Regions from separate parts of the Mus musculus genome. Here region 2 is linked to region 1. The links are chromatin contacts, found by Hi-C or POLR2A ChIA-PET in ENCODE. All regions are on one chromosome and are shown on one strand. The core of a region is the stretch at or near the end of the contact, and the rest is flanking DNA. Distances in the headings are between cores, read along the strand shown. Region 1 holds the start of Ubc (ubiquitin C). Region 2 holds the start of Aacs (acetoacetyl-CoA synthetase).

Region 1 (5,772 bases), core at 1,560-4,059:
TGCCTGCAAAGATCAGCCTCTGCTGGTCAGGGGGGATGCCCTCCTTGTCCTGGATCTTTGCCTTGACATTCTCAATGGTGTCACTGGGCTCGACCTCCAGGGTGATGGTTTTGCCTGTCAGGGTCTTCACAAAGATCTGCATCCCACCTCTGAGGCGAAGGACTAAGTGCAGGGTGGACTCTTTCTGGATGTTGTAGTCTGACAGGGTGCGGCCATCTTCCAGCTGCTTGCCTGCAAAGATCAGCCTCTGCTGGTCAGGGGGGATGCCCTCCTTGTCCTGGATCTTTGCCTTGACATTCTCAATGGTGTCACTGGGCTCGACCTCCAGGGTGATGGTCTTGCCTGTCAGGGTCTTCACAAAGATCTGCATGCCACCTCTGAGGCGAAGGACCAGGTGCAGGGTGGACTCTTTCTGGATGTTGTAGTCTGACAGGGTGCGGCCATCTTCCAGCTGCTTGCCTGCAAAGATCAGCCTCTGCTGGTCAGGGGGGATGCCCTCCTTGTCCTGGATCTTTGCCTTGACATTCTCTATGGTGTCACTGGGCTCGACCTCCAGGGTGATGGTCTTGCCTGTCAGGGTCTTCACAAAGATCTGCATCCCACCTCTGAGGCGAAGGACCAGGTGCAGGGTGGACTCTTTCTGGATGTTGTAGTCTGACAGGGTGCGGCCATCTTCCAGCTGCTTGCCTGCAAAGATCAGCCTCTGCTGGTCAGGGGGGATGCCCTCCTTGTCCTGGATCTTTGCCTTGACATTCTCTATGGTGTCACTGGGCTCGACCTCCAGGGTGATGGTCTTGCCTGTCAGGGTCTTCACAAAGATCTGCATGCCACCTCTGAGGCGAAGGACCAGGTGCAGGGTGGACTCTTTCTGGATGTTGTAGTCTGACAGGGTGCGGCCATCTTCCAGCTGCTTGCCTGCAAAGATCAGCCTCTGCTGGTCAGGGGGGATGCCCTCCTTGTCCTGGATCTTTGCCTTGACATTCTCAATGGTGTCACTGGGCTCGACCTCCAGGGTGATGGTCTTACCAGTTAAGGTTTTCACAAAGATCTGCATCGTCTGTCACAAAATATACAAAACAATTCACAGGTCAGGAATGACACAAATATTTGTGGGATGGCATCAACATTTGTCAACTGGATGCTATAAGTCTAAATAGCAAGGTCTATCTACACAGATTCTGTCTTGAATCCAATCCCCCCACCCCGAAAAACCATCAAGAAAATAAGATTGTTGACTAACAAAGTTAAGAAACCTCGGCATGGTGAGTCTTTTTGTATTACCAAATTTACAGGATGGAGACTTCAGTATACCAACAGCTGAAAGTCAATTTCTGTCTATTTGAACAGTTTGCAGAAAAGCCTGACCTCTGGGAGGTTATGAAACCACAGCAGTCCCGGATTCAGTTTCAGAATGGTAATATAGCAAGTTACTACTGCAAAACTAAGTCTGAGCCCATGCCTATCGCTGACCTCAGCACTGGGGACACTGAGGTGGGCAGATCTCTAACTGGAAGGTCAGCCAGAGACAGTGTAATCCTGCCTCAACTCTCCTTCCCCCAAAAGAACACCAAACTTTTGTCTGAACGATTAAAATTAGTCTGGAGTGGTGGTACTGGCCTTGGACCTCATCACATGGGGTGGTAGAGGCAGAGATTTTGACAGTTTAAAAAAAAACACCCTTGTCGCAGGACAATGGTGGTGCCTTTCGTCCCAACACTTGGGAGGCAGAGGCAGGAGGATTTCTGGGTTCGAGGCCAGCCTGATCTACAGAGTGAGATGCGGGACAGCCAGGACTACATAGAGAAACCGTCTCGAACCCCCCCCCCAAAAGTTTCAGTAGTCATAGTTGTACAGCGACATTCTTAAAACGAAACAGGACAAGAATGGCTCACATTTCCCCTCTGAATTTCCGGTTCCTGTTTACTCTGGAGAGGCTACCGGAGGCCGAGACCCAAACCCTGTCCTACAACCGAGGGAAAGCTAAAGTCAAGATAGTGACGTCACTATCCATTAGGAGGCCACGCAACCCGCGACGTCACAGGGGGCGGCAGGCCAGGCAGGCTGAACCGCCGCCCAACCCCCTTCCGGTCTCGATCGCACTTCCGTCTTTCAGCAAACGAACGGACGAACGCCGGGCCAATCGACCTCTCGGGCCAGCCCAATATCCACGGCTCTCACAGCAGAGGCTCCTACGGCGCGCAACCCTAATTCAGTCCCCACCCCACAGTCTCCGACGTCCCCGGCTTAACCGGAGGGCAGCGGCCTCGCGGGCCTTTTTCCTCCCCCAACCTCGTCCTGCGCGTCAGAGCCCCGCGTCTTCCCCCTCAGGCTTCCATCTGGCCGCCATCTTGCCGCCCAGTCCTCTGCCTCGGGGCAGCCGCGGTCCGCGCGGGCCACGGAAACCAAACGTCTGGGCCGCGGGGCTGCCTCTCGCCCCGTCTCGCCTCCAGCCTCCCGTCCCCGACCGGGTGCGGCGGCTTTCTCCTCACCAGCGGTGGTGGCGGCAGTCCTCACACAGCAGACGGAACTCGCAGTCTCCACGGAACTAGCTGCGGCACGCCCGGCGTCTCTTTATATAGTCACCGAAGCCCCGCCCCCCCCCTTCCGCGCGGTCCCTCCGCGGGCAATGCGGTCAGGGACTACTTTGTAACGCCGGGTCCAGTCTCGGCAGCGAAAGCGACAGGCTAAAACTATCAAGGTACCTCTCTCACGGAGTTGTTTCACGGTGGCGTCCAGAGATTGAGGGGCTTTGTGTGGGAGGGCAGGGCTGTGACCTCGGGCGACTCCGCGGAGGGATCAGCGCGCGTGAGACGATCGGCACGAAAACACGGCTGGGATCACTGAGGCCGGAGCGGGCCTTGGCGCAGGCGCCCTGCGGCTTCGCGGCCTGGCGCCCCTAGTCAGGCCACCACCCCCCACCCCCCCTGTTTTCTTTCCGCGCTAGGGGGACCCAGGGCTTTGGCTCCTGTCACACTGGGATCCCATTGGTGACCTCGCCTCCTCAATCCCCTCATCCCCGGCGGGTCACTATGCCCAGCCCTCACTGTTTTGGCACAGTGACAGGGTGGATGACTGTGCAAATCTCCTAACAAGGAAAATGACAAAGGGTTTTTAATAAATTTAAAAAAAAAAAATACGAAGGAGGGAATCTCTCCCCGATTTGGAAAAACGAATCTGAGTTTGTCAAGGAAAGCAGACAGTCTACACAGTTCTTGAAAACTGTTGGCATTAGATCTGAAGCCCAGCAGAACCTGATCTTTCCAGATTTTTCCTAAACCTTGTGTCCTTGGATTCGAGAAGGTTCTATGTTTTCTATGTGCTTGTCACTAAGTAAAGGTCAAAATTTCCAAATGTTGTTCATATTTGTTGTTCATATTCTGAGACTGAACCCACTGAAGCCCTGATTTTTAAATTTTTGTTGTTCAGATGGGGGTTTCTCTGTGTAGCCCTGCCTGTCCTGGAATATGCTATGTAGACCAGGCTGGTCTCAAGTTTATATAGGTCCTCCTGCCTCTGCCTCCCAAGTATGGTCTACAGATCAAGTTCCAGAATGGCCAGGGCTACACTTGACTTGAAAAACCAAAAACCAAACAAAAAACCCCCACAAAAACAAAAAAGCACAAATGTGCACGTGTAGTACAATGTTCAGATTACAGCAAGCATATATCCCACTTATACGAATCAAATTATTCAGGGTTTTTTTTGTTTTGTTTTGTTTTGTTTTTTTTTTTTTGGTTTTTTGAGACAGGGTTTCTCTGTGTAGCCCTGACTGTCCTGGAACTCACTTTGTAGACCAGGCTGGCCCCGAACTCAGAAATCCACCTGCCTCTGCCTCCAAAGTGCTGGGATTAAAGGCCTGCGCCACCACTGCCCAGCTCAGGTTTTTGAAATGTAAGGCCTAAGACCTTAGAAGGTAAGAATTGAATCCCTGATGGGGAGAGATGGCTCCCCAGTAGGAACAGGTCTTTTTCCAGAGTACATGAATTCAATACCCAGCAACCCTGTCAGGCAGCTAGCTTGTGACTCCAGCTTCAGGAGGGTCCAATGTCCCTAGGGACACTTTCACATACATGTGGCACACACTTAGATGGACACACACTATTAAATGCCTTTAATCTCAGCATTTTTTGAGTTTTTTTGAGACAGGGTTCCTATATGTAGCCCTGGCTGCCCTGGGACTCATGACATAGATCAGGCTGGGTTCTAACTTGCAGTTGATACTCCTGCCTCTACCACCCAGACGCTGAGAATTCAGGCCTGTCTGGCTCCCTGGTTTAGGAATTCATAAACATTCAAGATCAGAGGTATTGTTCAAAATATACTTTAACTGCAGGTGTTGTTCAGAATAGACTTAATTTTCTGTGATTTTTTTCCATGAATCGAGGTCATATGCCACTATAAAATTAAAATGTCATTCTCCGGGTTTCTGGGAAGCCACAGTGATTTCTGAGGCAGAGTTCTGGGCAGGTCAGTTCTTTCTAGAATTCAGACAGAAGTTTGAGGAAGGGAAGAAAACACTGAAGTTGGTTCTAAAGTGATTCTGGCTTCCGGCCACACCATGCTATATTTGGCTGTCGCTTTGCTTCAGCCTCGTGATTCCTGGTTCTTGGCTGAGTCACCAGCTTTGTGGCATCAGGTTTTTTTCCAGAGTCTAGAAGATTCAGAGCCAGGCAGCCTTGATTTTAGAAGTAGGGGTGGGGGTAGGGGCGAGGAAGAAGCAAAGCTTGAGCCCTGGACCTGGCCAAGGTGAGCTTGAAAGGAAGAGATCCTCAAGGCTCTGGGGTAAGGAAGAAAGTACCTAGTGTAGAAGAACTACATGACCTAATGTCCAACAACCATGATGAAAATGCATATCATACTGAAACCTATTGCTACATGTAAGTAATGAATGCTACTTTCTGTCAAGAGAAGAAAGTATTTTTGGCTCAAAGGATAAATTCTCTGAAAATCGACACATGGATTTTGTTTGTTTGTTTGTTTGTTTATTTTAGTTTTAGTTTTGAGACAGGGTTTCCTCTGTGTAGCCCTGGCTGTTCTGGAACTGAGGAGGCTGGCCATGAACTCACAGAGCTCCTCCTGCCTCTGCCTCTTGAAAGCTGGGGGGAGGAGGGGGCGTGGTACCCCACCACCCCTAGTAAAATATATAGGTTAAAATAATCTTTGAGAATTTCATACATACAATGCTTTTTTGTTTTGTTTTTTGAGACAGGGTTTCTCTGTGTAGCTCTGGCTGTCCTGGAGCTCACTCTGTAGACCAGGCTGGCCTCGAACTCAGAAATCCGCCTGCCTCTGCCTCCCAAGTGCTGGGATTAAAGGCCTGCGCCACCACTGCTGGGGTGTTTTTTTGTTTTTTTTAATTCTTTTTTTTTTAATATTTTTTTATTCATTTGAATCCTAATATCAGCTCCTTGTTTTGTTTTTAATAACCCATCCACAGTATGTTCTTACAACAGAGGTGACCTACTTCTTAAAGGGCACAGGCAGCCAGGATGGGAGCAAATGGCTTCCCCCTCAGAGCTGGCTGCTGCTCCCGGGCACAGCCACTTCTTAGCCAGGAGCCACCCAGTAAGTTTGTTACATCCCTTGAGGGTTAAGGAGGAGAATAATACTAGTCACAGATGCCAGAGACACTCATAGACAAGTCACAGTGACAGGCACTGCCACCCATATGGAACTCTGTGTCCTCAGATTTCCCCTACAGAGAACCTGGGAGCAGATTAATGGCAGCTGCTGGTCTAGTTTCTGAAAAGGACTCCAATGTCCCATGTCCTA
Region 2 (5,772 bases), core at 2,221-4,720, 86 kb after region 1:
TGTCTTCTGACACACCAAAAGAGGGCATCGGATCTCATTACAGGTGGTTGTGACCCACCATGTGGTTGCTGGGATTTGAACTCAGGACCTTCAGAAAAAAAGTCAGTGCTCTTATCTGCTGAGCCATCTTTCCAGTCCCTGCCACACGTATTTTACATAGTTTCTCAACACACAGAGTCAGGTGGATTTCTGTGAGTTTGAGCCAGCCTGGTCTACAGACAAATTGCAGGACACCCAGGGCTACATTACAGAAATCCTGTTTCCAAAAAGGGGGGGAAATGAGGTTGAAACAGGCTAGGGAGCAAGGAACAAGTTTTCTTTCTCTTCTCTTCTCTTCTCTTCTCTTCTCTTCTCTTCTCTTCTCTTCTCTTCTCTTCTTTCCTTCCTTCCTTCCTTCCTTCCTTCCTTTTGGTTTTTTGAGACAGGGTTTCTCTGTGTAGCCCTGGCTGTCCTGGAACTCACTCTATAGACCAGGCTGGTCTCGAAGTCAGAAATTTGCCTGCCTCTGCTTCCCAAGTGCTGGGATTAAAGGTGTGCACCACCACTGCCTGGCACAAAGTTTCTTTTTTTAAACCTCTGCTCCTGCTTGAGTTTCTGCCCTGACTCCCTCAGCGATGGACTGTGACCCAAAAGTGCAAATGGAATGGTCTGTTTCCTCCCCAAGTTGCCTTCTGTTTATTACAGCAACCTAGAACAACACAGCACCAACTCACGGGGGGGGGGGCACTTGACAGCTCTCCTCCATGCCCACATCCACTGACTGGAACTGCCTGTCTCCAAATCACTACCATCTTTTGTAAGAGCCTCCATCTCCACGTCTTGAATACTTGCCGTGTGTCCGGAGGCTCATACATTGGAAGCTTAATCCCCAGTGTCACCTGGTAGGAGGCGAGGCCAGGTGTGCAGGTCCTGAGGGCTCCTCTACCTGTGTGAGCAGATTAGTGCTGGTTCTTAAGAGGCGGCAGGCTTCAGTTCTGTATTTGCTTTCTTCCTCCCTTCATGGCCCAGGTTCTCTTGCCCTACTGCTTCCCTCACGAACTGGGGAAAAGCAGGAAGACCCACACCAGAGGAACCGTCTAGAATTTTTTTTTTTACACCCCAGTTCTAGACCCATAAGAAATCACCCCTAGCCGGATGGATGGTGGTGGTTCATGCCTATAATTCTAGCACTTGGGAGGCAGAGGCAGGCGGATTTCTGAGTTCAAGGTCAGCCTGGTCTACAGAGTGAGTTCTAGGACAGCCAGGGCTACATAGAGAAATCCTGTCTCAAAAAACAGAACAGAAAGAAGAGAAAAAGACATCAACTTTTGGGCTGGGAAGATGGCTAGATAGGCTAATGGCTGCTGTGCATGAGGGAGGACCTGAATTTGGTCCCCAGAGCCTGTGTGAAAACAGCCAGGTGCAGTGGCACACATGTGTAATCCCCGCACTGGAGAGGGGAGGAAGAGACAGGTGGATCTCTGAAGCTCATTGGTCAACCACCCTAATCTACTCAGTGAGCTCTGAACTGGTGAGAGAGTCTGTCTTAAATAAAAATGGAGAGGCTGGGGAGATAGCTCAGCGGTTAAGAGCACTGGCTGCTCTTCCATCCAGAAGATCCAGGACTCATTCCCAGCATTCCCATGGTGGCTCACAACCATCTATAACTCCAGATATATCCAAAATCCTCTTCTGATCTCCATGGGCACTAGGAATGCCAATGCTACACAAACATATATTCAGGCAAAGCACCTATACACATAAAACAAACAAACAAACAAACAAACACCCCCAACAAAACAAAACAATGAGGGAGCCTGGCATGGTGGTAGCACACAGTTTTAATCCCAGCACTTGGAAGGCAGAAGCACACAGATCTCTGTGAGTTCAAGGCCAGCCTGGTCTACAGAGTGAATTTCAGGCTAGTGAAGATACATAGGAAGGCCCTGTCTCACAAAAGAAAAACCAACCAATCCCAAAAAACCAACCAACCAAACAAAAACCATCACCACCACCACCAACAACAAAAAATGAAGTGGGTGTCAACTGAGGAATGACACCCATGATTGACTTCTGACATGATTGACTTCTCAACTCCAAACACACCAACGCAAGCGTGGGCCCCCCCACCCCCATGCACACACATGCATATGTGCACACACACACAAAGAGAGAAAGAAAATTAACTTGTTTTCAGTTATTTTAGACACTGGGTAGACAGCAAAGTACCAAATGGACTGACAAGACTATTAGCATCCAGAAGGTTCTCATCATAGTAGGATCTGAGCATGCGTTCTCTCTGTAGGAACCTTCTGATGCTCTCCCCCAGATTCAAAGCCAGCATCTCTGATGTTCCCCCAGGACGAACTTAAGCTGCTACCGTTTCGTTCACTGACTTTGCTACTCCAGGGCTATAGTACCAAAGACCTGGGCCTTTTCAAAGACCTGGGCCTTTTCAGTTAGTTGAACGTGCACACCCCACAGGACACAGTATTCTTGCTTGGGGGGCCCTGGACACTGACTCCTCTCTTTGTTCGGAAACCTGCAAGATTTCCTAAAGCTCCCTTCTGTCACCTGCAAGCCACTGTGAGCAACATGGAGTCACATCCCTAGCCCTCTCTTTTCTTTTAGTTTTAACACATGGCTTTTTAAAGTTTGCCCGGACTAGTCTTTTTCTTTTCTTTTCTTTTCTTTCTTTTTTTTTGGTTTTTCGAGACAGGGTTTCTCTGCTGGCCTCGAACTCAGAAATCCACCTGCCTCTGCCTCCCAAGTGCTGGGATTAAAGAAAGGTGTGCGCCACCACGCCCGGCGCCCCGGCTAGTCTTGAACTCACTCTGTTACAAGAATAATCTTAAAGCCCAGACGCCTCTCCCACCTCTACCTCCCAAGTATTCCGATTACAGGGTTTTGCTTTGAGGTCCATGCTGGAGTGGAACTTACTGTCATCCTCCTGTCTTAGTCTTTAAAGTGCTGGGTTTCAGGCTTGCCCCAGAATGTCCTGTGCTTAACGCTTTTATTTTCAGTCTTGACGATAGACTTGAGGTCTCACTCACTCAGTATCTTATGTTACATTATATACCCCATGTATCCCTGCTACAGCATCCCTGTGAGTGAGCACACGCGACACGGACACGCATTTTAGAGGTCTTCTGCACGCGTTTTAGGCTTAAGACATCTCCGCAGCTAAAGTGAGTGTTGGAGGAGCAACTTAATTTGAATAAGTGAATGAATGAACGAACGAACGAGGGCAATAAGTAAACAGAGCAACACCCGGTAAGTTGTGCAATAAGTGAGGGCGTGGAACATGCTTATCGCGCCTGCGCAGGCGAGGCACTCTTTTTGGCAGCAAGCGCACCTTTTGCAGGCGCGGCGCGGCGGAGGGTTACAGAAGAGGGCGTGGTCTCAAGAGGCGTGGCTTTCTGGAGGCGTGGCGAAGGCTGCTGGGGGTGTGACCAGGCCGGATGTCCCACAGGCCGCGCCGGCGCTGGTTCAGTCTCGCGCTGTGGTTCGTCGGCGCACCGCTGATCCGCTCCACGCCTTGCGCTCTCCGCTCTCAGCCAAAGCCCGGCAGCCCCGGCCACGCAGCTCCGCAACCATGTCCAAGCTGGCGCGGCTCGAGCGCGAGGAGATCATGGAGTGCCAGGTGATGTGGGAGCCTGACAGCAAGAAGGACACGCAGATGGACCGCTTCCGGGCGGCCGTGGGTACCGCCTGCGGCCTGGCGCTTGGTGAGTACGGGGCACGCGGCTAGTGCACCCCCCCCCGTCACGGGCCTTCCCGGAAGCTGTTCCCTCCAGGGAGGACCGCCCTAGGAAGGTCCCTGCTAGCTGTTGGGATAAGCCTCTGTTGGATGGATATCCGACCAGTGTTCCTGTCTTACAGTCGGGGAAGCCCCCTGCTTTGGGGGTACCCCTCTAGGGAGGTCCCTCCCTTTCCCTACTTAGGTACCTTGATGAATGGCACAGGGATTGGGGGATCCTCGTTGCCTTGGGGGTCCCCCTCTAGAGAGGTTCTCCTAGATGTTGCCGTGGGCCTCTGATGGATGGATGGCTAGTGTCCCTGTCTTTGGGTTGGGGGAGCCCCCTGGCTCTGGGCCCTCCTCTAGGAGGTGCTGGTCTTCTGATGATGTTTCCTTCACTGTTTTGGGAAGCATCACCGCCTGGCCTGTAGAGGCCCCCTTTCTGCAGGCGAGTCACCCTCTGGAAGTGGCAGACACCCTCTGGTTCCTCCGATCTTTTGCTAGGCTTGCCTGCTTGGGAAATGTCTCCTGAGGTCTTGACTTCCATTCGTTGGGGGCTTCCTTCGGGCCTTATCTGCAGTTCTTTTTGAGTTCACGGGTTTCATGTGACAGGCTCCCTCCATCTGCCTTTTGCTAGGGACCAGCTTGAAATTTCAGGTTCCTGAAAAGGTCAGAGTTCGTTCCTCCTCCTTCCTTTAAAGTTAATTAAGGTAGAGTCCTTTCTTACCCCAGCTCTAAACAGATCCTGCTTCCAGCCACCACCCTGGTCTGTGTGATTATGGGTGGGGCAGAGGCCCTTGGCAGGCGAGGTTCTTGTCCATATGCCGTTCCCAGGGATCCATGGGGCTTGCTTAGTCCCTCCACCTGCTCTGCCCCCCTTCTCAGGTGTTTGCCTGGGGTTTTCAGTTCGAGTTGGTTGGTTGATTGTCTTCTTCATTTTCACCTCCGTTACCCCTCTAATTGCAGGGATCCCCTTGTCTCCGTTGGCATCAATGTCTGTCTTGGCTCCCAGGATCTGTCTCCGGATCCTTCCTGAATCTTTTCTTTTTCCCACCCTGAGCACCAGCCCTCTGAGTCTTCTTCCTAGTGTCTCAGCAGCACTTGGCTGTCCTTCTCCCGCCCCCTATGCGTGGTGCACCCCCTTGCTGGCTGGAGGGTAATCTCCAAATGCAGGTCTTTTGTGTTGCTGGTCTTCCAGGCTGTCCACAGTCCCTTGTTGCTTATGCGCCTGCACCCCGCTGCTGGAGAGCCAGGAGATGGAGGTAGAGCTTCCACAGGGTTCTTTTTCTTCCCTAATAGGGCTCCGAACCTTCCCTCCCATCCCTCTCACCTGGAGACAGATGCTTGCCTGGCCACTTGCAGGGCTTGCAGGCTCTACTTGGTCAGTTCGTGGGTGTTAGATAGGAGAAGAACCTTAACCCAACTGGATCATTGTCGGGATTGCATCCACTTTCCACCCTCCATTTTCTGCCTGGACATTATCTGTTTCCTCTGCCAGTAGTGATGAAGTCCTGATCTGGCGCTCCTGTGGGGCTTGGTAGACCTGGCACTTCACCCCACCCACGGAGGGCAGCCCTTTGAAGTGGGCCAGAGCTTTCTCCTTAATAAGAGCAACTGTAGGGAGCTGTAACCTGACGCCCTGCTTGGACCTGGCTGCCTTGAGCTTCCTAGCTTTGTGATCCAATCCAACAAGTCCTCCAATCGCCTCAGGCTCTGGTTTCCTCATCTATAAAAATGAGCATTGTGAGAGGACCTAGTGTGCCTTAGGAGGCAGGCGTAGGCCTGAGAGTTGACCACTGGATACCGTCACTGGCTAGAGGTTTATTGAGTAACCCCTTACCCTTAATCTCCATCCTTCAAGTCTCTGGCTATCGGGTGGTCCTGGGTAGCTCTCTTCAGAAGCTCTGTGTTGACTATGTCGTGTTTGAAAGTTGGGAGGCTTACCAGCTATAGCGGCTCACACTCAGGTGCTCAGACAGAGGGATTGCTGTGAGTTCAAGGATAGCCTGGACTCCAGAGGGAGGAGAGCTTGTCTCAGGAAGAGTGACTACAAA

What was found. Hi-C counts contacts between places; a loop is a spot of excess contacts on that map. ChIA-PET counts read pairs that join two places held with the same protein, here RNA polymerase II (POLR2A).
Region 2: POLR2A ChIA-PET joins it to region 1 with 18 read pairs in Patski. The contact joins the promoter of Aacs here to the promoter of Ubc in region 1. A Hi-C loop is called at or near these places in 12 of 37 maps with a recorded cell type or tissue (Patski, adrenal gland, gastrocnemius and 3 more). POLR2A ChIA-PET finds 5 or more read pairs at or near these places in 4 of 5 experiments (Patski and embryonic stem cell).

What each region holds. Positions count from the first base shown.
Region 1 is chr5:125,387,208-125,392,979 of GRCm38, forward strand. It overlaps Ubc (ubiquitin C), which reads right to left and starts at 2,810. Exons shown (of 2, transcript NM_019639.4): 1 at 2,703-2,810; 2 at 1-1,057. The coding sequence starts at 1,054. RefSeq lists an enhancer at 5,544-5,772.
Region 2 is chr5:125,472,403-125,478,174 of GRCm38, forward strand. It overlaps Aacs (acetoacetyl-CoA synthetase), which reads left to right and starts at 3,471. Exons shown (of 18, transcript NM_030210.2): 1 at 3,471-3,707. The coding sequence starts at 3,575.